2 separate regions of the Homo sapiens genome follow, and region 2 is linked to region 1. Evidence: read pairs that join two places in POLR2A ChIA-PET (ENCODE). Cell type or tissue: Caco-2. All regions are shown on one strand. Links, peaks and the distances in the headings refer to the core of each region. The heading gives the core; the rest is flanking DNA. Region 1 has its middle 150 kb from the start of BCL2L14. Region 2 overlaps ETV6 (ETS variant transcription factor 6).

Region 1 (2,917 bases), core at 238-2,737:
TACCTGACTGAGATGCAAACAAGCTTTTAATAGATTGCACTTAGGTCCTGGAAACACTAGATTTCAGATTGTATATTGCAGAAGAGAACTGGCCCTATGCAAATTCGTGGATAGGTAAATTTTGCCTTTAGAACCTAGTCTGCTCCTCTCCCTACCCTCTGCCCACAACTTCACCTTAAATGGTCCTATTACCTTTCCCTCTGGGGAAAGGCTTTGGGGTCAGGGTTGGCCATTTACTAGCTGTGTAATCTCTCTTAAAACAGTGGCAATATATAATTCCTTCAGCTGTTATATAATGACAAAATAAAATAATACATGGTAGATGTGTAGTACAGCACTTGGGAAGTAGCAGGATCTAAGTCATTTTTTTTCTGTTTGTAGAATGAAAGATGTTGCTCTATGTTCTGGGATTGCTGGCCTTTCAGGAGCAGAGAGGTATGATAGAAAATAATGCCTTCAATATAAAATTTTAATGACTTACATACAGAGTAATCCATCAACCAGATTCCAAAACATACTTTGAGGGGCAAGTATCTGTTAAAGGCTTAATTTTATTTGTTCCCAGATAGTTCGAATTGCCTTTGACAGTCCTTTTTCTATCATAAAAACCATCTCTTTCTTTTACAAGTCTCAGCTGCTTATATCCAACAAAATAAAAGCATCTCATTAAACCTCAGCCCTCTTTGATGACTCAACAAATATTCATTCATTGAACCTATTAAATGTAAACATATTACTTTTAAAAAACATATCTTCAAGGTCATTCCTTGGTCCATCCAAGTGAGTATCATTAAATCCATACCCAAGCCATCTAACACTTGATATCATAGGAGTGCATAATTCAGTCAGAAAGGTGGCCTGCAAAAGCAGAACCAGATTTCCATACTCAAAAAGAGGAGTTCTGGCCCGGTGTGGTGGCTCACGCCTGTAATCCCAGCATTTTGGGAGGCCGAGGAGGGCGGATCACGAGGTCAGGAGATCGAGACCATCCTGGCTAACACAGTGAAACCCCATCTCTACCAAAAAAATACAAAAAAATTAGCCAGGCGTGGTGGTGGGTGCCTGTAGTCCCAGCCACTCGGGAGGCTGAGGCAGGAGAATGGCATGAACCCAGAAGGTGGAGCTTGCAGTGAGTGGAGATCACGCCACTGCACTCCAGCCTGGGCAACAGAGTGAGACTCCATCTCAAAAAAAAAGAGTTCTGTTTGTCTATTTCACAACTAAATAAAGCATATTGATGCCTTTGTGAACTCCCAATGCCTAGTTTCCCACTTTCAATTCTGTAGTAGAGGGGGAAGTAACAGAGTGATTTGGAGTATATGACATGGCTAAGACATTCATCATAGATCCATCACTGGGTAGGATGTATATCACATCACAGGAAGCTTTTGCTCAGTTTTTTTCCTATAGCTCTTTCCACTGTGGGGCACTCCAGCCATAAAGAGGGAAGACTATCTTCTTCTTTTTTTTTAAGACAGGGTGTCACTCTGTCACCCAGGCTGGAGTGCAGTGGAATGATCACAATCACGGTTCACTGCAGTCTCAATCTCCCATGCTCAGGCAATGATCCCACCTCAGCCTCCTGAGCAGCTGGGACTACAGTCACATGCCACCATGCCTGGCTATTTTTTTCTATTATTTGTAGAGACAAGATCTCCCTATGTTGTGCAGACTGGTCTCAAACTCCTGGGCTCAAGTGCTCCTCCCACCCTTGTCTCCCAAAATGCTAGGATTACAGGTGTGAGCCACTGCACCCATCCCTTTTTTTTTTTTTTTTTTTAACATTCCTAGATACTAAATTTCAAACCACAACTAGCCCAAAATTAGCTCTGATAACAAGTGCTTGACTGGATGACTGACTGCTTATTTCTATGGATACTGGTTCTCCATGACAGTTATTTGGATTCTGATATGATGCCTAATTATTAACGTACTCCTTGCCTGCTTCCTATCCCAAAACAAATATCTTAAGCTCCAGGAAGGCAGGACTGTGATTGACTCAGGACATCCATGCTTTACTGTCCTTGCCACTGGGAAAGACCCTCAGGGAAGAGGATCAAGACTTAACTGTCCCTGTGGGAGCTCTGGAGAAATGAACCCAGGATGTAAGGCTAATCTGATCATCTGAATCACCAAGTCTAGACGGGGAATGGCAACCTGGGATCTGAGCTATGCATAAATCAACAGCCAAGAGTCACACCTGGTGGCCTGGGGGACTTAATTAAGTAGGGGGTAGAGTTCTTAACGATTTGGGCTCTTCCACATCACCGCAGATGACTTCTGTGGTCCTATTTCTAAGGCAGGTCTGTCTGGTTGGAGGAAGAGAACAGCCAATAACTTGAGGACATGAAAAACCAAAATCAGACCCCCCAGATAAAGAGATCCTGTTAGACCCAAGACTTTCTGTTAATGATTTAATTCATATTCAACAGGCTGAATAGATCAAATGTAAACATATTGCTTTTAAAGGGCACTTTTGTCCTTCCTTGATCCATGTAAGTCGATCTTTCCACTGGCAAGATTCACTGAGAAAAAGAAAGAGTTGACAATGCATTCTAAATAATTTTGACCTCTTCTTGGTTGTACCCCATCCAGTCCAGTTGTCCAGCCACTCATTAGATAAACTAGTTCAGCAATGACTAAAATTGTTCATCAGCCCTGCTACCTAAGTAGACCCTATATCCTCACAGCCATCCTTACTCCTCCCTGTTATAAAATATCTCCTTTTCCTCCCCTTAGAAACAGAGATAGAGTACCAGATGCAAATGTTATGATGAAATCCAGCTCAAGTGGTAGTGATCTGTCCAGTTTTGTAAAGGCAACACCTGTGCATACTAGGACCAGTCTCTAGTTCTGAAACCCACCTACAGCTTTAATTATGTCACCTACTGGAATCTTCCTTCAGATTCTACCTTGC
Region 2 (2,917 bases), core at 248-2,747, 210 kb before region 1:
CTGAAATATTTATTTTAAAAGCTCAAATACAGAGACAGAGAATGAAACAGTGGTTAATGCCGGTGGAAATGGGGAGATGTGGGTCAAAGGACACAAAATGGCAAGTGCACAGGATGAGCGTGTCTAGAGACTTAATGTACAACGCAAAGACTAAAGTTAACAAGGCCTTTTGGTTCTGTTGCTGTTGTTGCATTACGTAATAGTGTGCTAAGAACAGGAGACACATAACGTCATCTAAAAAACAGGAGATGAAGTGGGCCGGTGCTCAAACATGCTAGCTCCGGGAAACAATTCAGGATGATTTGCCACTGAGTCAGGTTTGTTAATTTTTTCTACAATAGCCAAAGGCTCTCAAAAAATCAAGGTTTCCTGGTTTATAAATAATCTCTGGAGGGGTGTGTGTGTTTCAGGCATCTGACTCCTTTATTTATATTCTCTGCCCTGGCCTTCAGATGATTTTCGAGCGGCTTTCGATTAGATTATCTGCATTGGGATAATGGAGCAATTTTGCAGCAAACTGCTTTGGACTGTTCGACTCTTCTCGGCCTGAGTAGCCAAAAAATAATAATAACTTGATTTAGTCTGGTCTAGCCTGCTGTAGTCTGACTTAAGGATATAATATCCCAGACCTTAGACACTTGACTTAATACATTAACATATTAACAAAAGGGTAAAACAAAATACTAGAAGAAAACATAATAAAAACAGCACATTATTTTTCGGGCATTTGACTTGAACCACAGGGTGCCCTCATAATGAAAAGAATATTCCAAGGGAAAGATGAGAAGGCAATTGAGACAACCCTAAGCCCCTGTCTGCCCACTCAAACCCTCTGGCCACCACTGTACTCTCTCCACCATGAGAAAGCAGGCCAGGAGTCAGTTCAGCTGCCTGTGTTTAAGTGCTTTTAATATCCATGGAGGCACAGAGAAATGAAAGCAGGAGCCTTGAATCTAGATTTTTCCAGAATCCTTTTGAGAGACTTATTGTAGCGGCAGGAGCTCCATTTTGGGGGGGTCACCCCCTGAACTTTGATGGTTTTCAAATCTTTGGAGGGCCTTGGTCTTAGTGGCTCAGAGGTCCCCTGCCAGGACTTCTTTAGGATGGGGATGATAGGAAGCGAACGTTCCTTCTGTTGAGGTGCATCAGCCTTGCATCTGAGTTCTTGATGTCCTCAGGCCTGGCTTCCCAGTTGGTTAAAGGAATGAAAATAACAACGCCTTTCATTTGCAGTGCAGCTTTAAAAATATTTGCTTTTGCTATCTCATTTTATCCTGATAATAACCGTGTGAGAAAAGCAGGATGGCAGTCTTACTGTCCTTGTACACATGGAGAAATAGATGCACAGAGGTTAAGTTGCCCAGTTTAGTAAAGGGCAGAGCAGGGACTAGACTCCATTTCTCTTCGCTGGAAGAGCCCAGCACTATCACATTGCAAGATTGTTTCTTGTAAAACAGTCCTGCATAAAAATAAAAAAGAGTAGAGAGCATGATGTGAATTTCAGCTTTTAGAGGCTGCTGTCTGTTTTTCATAGGTTAAATAGTGAATCAGTGTGCTCCGAGCTTCCATGAGGGGCAGCCCTCCTTACCTGGCAGGTTACTGAGTTTTCTAATGACTTCAGTTTTAGGTGCTAGGAGATAGTAGGGCCACCTGCACTGTTTTGTGAGCAGGACAGATAAGAGGCAAGTGGAGAGGGTGGGAGAGCACTGGCTTGCATCATACACCCCAGCTGCCCTTGCAGGGCCCGACTGTTACAAGCCAGGTATTTCTAGGACGATTGCATTCCTAGCCATATCTGTTTTCTTTCAGATGGGGCGTACAATTTACCTTTTGAGTTCTGTAAATGGAATCGAGGTGAAATCTTTACTCTGGTGCACATATGACCTGCAGGTTGATGCTGCTTGTTTGGAAAGCCCTCTACTTCACAGCGAACAGTTTGTACTGTCAGGTAGACCTCTCTGCCAGGGGACCAACTCCTGTGTATTTGAAAAGGAAGACAAACCTGTATTTTGTAGAAAGGGTCTATTGTTCCCAGGGGGTGGTTGTGGCCAACTTCTTGGACTCCTTTGGCTGACTCTGAAGAAGGAATTGAAGTCAGAATGCTAATCACTGACTTGCACAGGCCTCAACAATCAAACCTCAGGGAACTCAGAAGAAAGTAAACAAGAGCGCTCAATTGCAGAGTCTTGAAGAAGAGCAGCTGTGTAAAGGAGGCTAGACGTGAAAAAAACGTGTTGGAGAGGAAAAAAAATCACATTCCCTGCTTCTCAAATGGGAAGTCTTAAAAATAATAAAGAATCCTGAGCAGCGGGCTCATTTCCCATGAGCAGGCTTGCTGTGGCAGGCAGGCTCACCTGCTAGAGGTGGTCTCCTGGCTTAGAATGGGAGCACACCTGTGGGAATCGCAGCGCTTCTCTACCTGAGCTGGATGTAGATTGTTTGAAAATCCTAGTTGTGCACTGCGTTTCCATCGATCCCTTTCATGCTCCCACTTGTTCCTTTAGTTCCAAATAGCAGGCTGGTGTTGAGAATTCTGTCATCATGGGGCGTTTTTTTCTAAATGTGAGAAATGTCGGAAGCATGGGTGTTCTCAGATTGCTTTAGCCACTGATGATTTTCCTTTTAGTGTATGGAAAGAATGATTTTCTTCTCAATTTCTCCCCTCTAACCTCCTGCATGTAGATTTATGGATTCTAATCGGGACCTTTCTTTGATTCAGTGCCAGGTACACAGGCCCCGAGTCGTATGTGGCAAGTGGCCAAGGGGATCGGTCCTGGAGAACGTCATGGCACACAGGCATTGGCCATGGAGTGGTGATCCCTGGCTCTGGTTCTTCTCCGTCCAGTGACCTGGCATGTCACCTCACAGGGCCATATTTACCTGTTAACTGAGAAACTGAACTAGAACATGGTTATGA

What was found. ChIA-PET counts read pairs that join two places held together with the same protein. Peaks named below come from ENCODE experiments on the same cell type or tissue, not always from the same donor. Only the 100,000 strongest peaks of a DNase experiment are listed, where the experiment ranks them.
Region 2: POLR2A ChIA-PET joins it to region 1 with 7 read pairs; 2 of 35 experiments call an interaction of 5 or more read pairs at or near these places.

What each region holds. Positions count from the first base shown.
Region 1 is chr12:11,915,612-11,918,528 of GRCh38, forward strand. No RefSeq gene overlaps it. Among named protein-coding and RNA genes, the nearest start is that of BCL2L14, 150 kb to the right of the region's middle. In Caco-2, for the core only: no CTCF peak of the experiment used is centred there; no DNase peak of the experiment used is centred there.
Region 2 is chr12:11,704,976-11,707,892 of GRCh38, forward strand. All of the region lies in intron 1 of ETV6 (ETS variant transcription factor 6), which reads left to right. Among named protein-coding and RNA genes, the nearest start is that of ETV6, 57 kb to the left of the region's middle. In Caco-2, for the core only: no CTCF peak of the experiment used is centred there; a DNase peak (open chromatin) is centred at 1,696.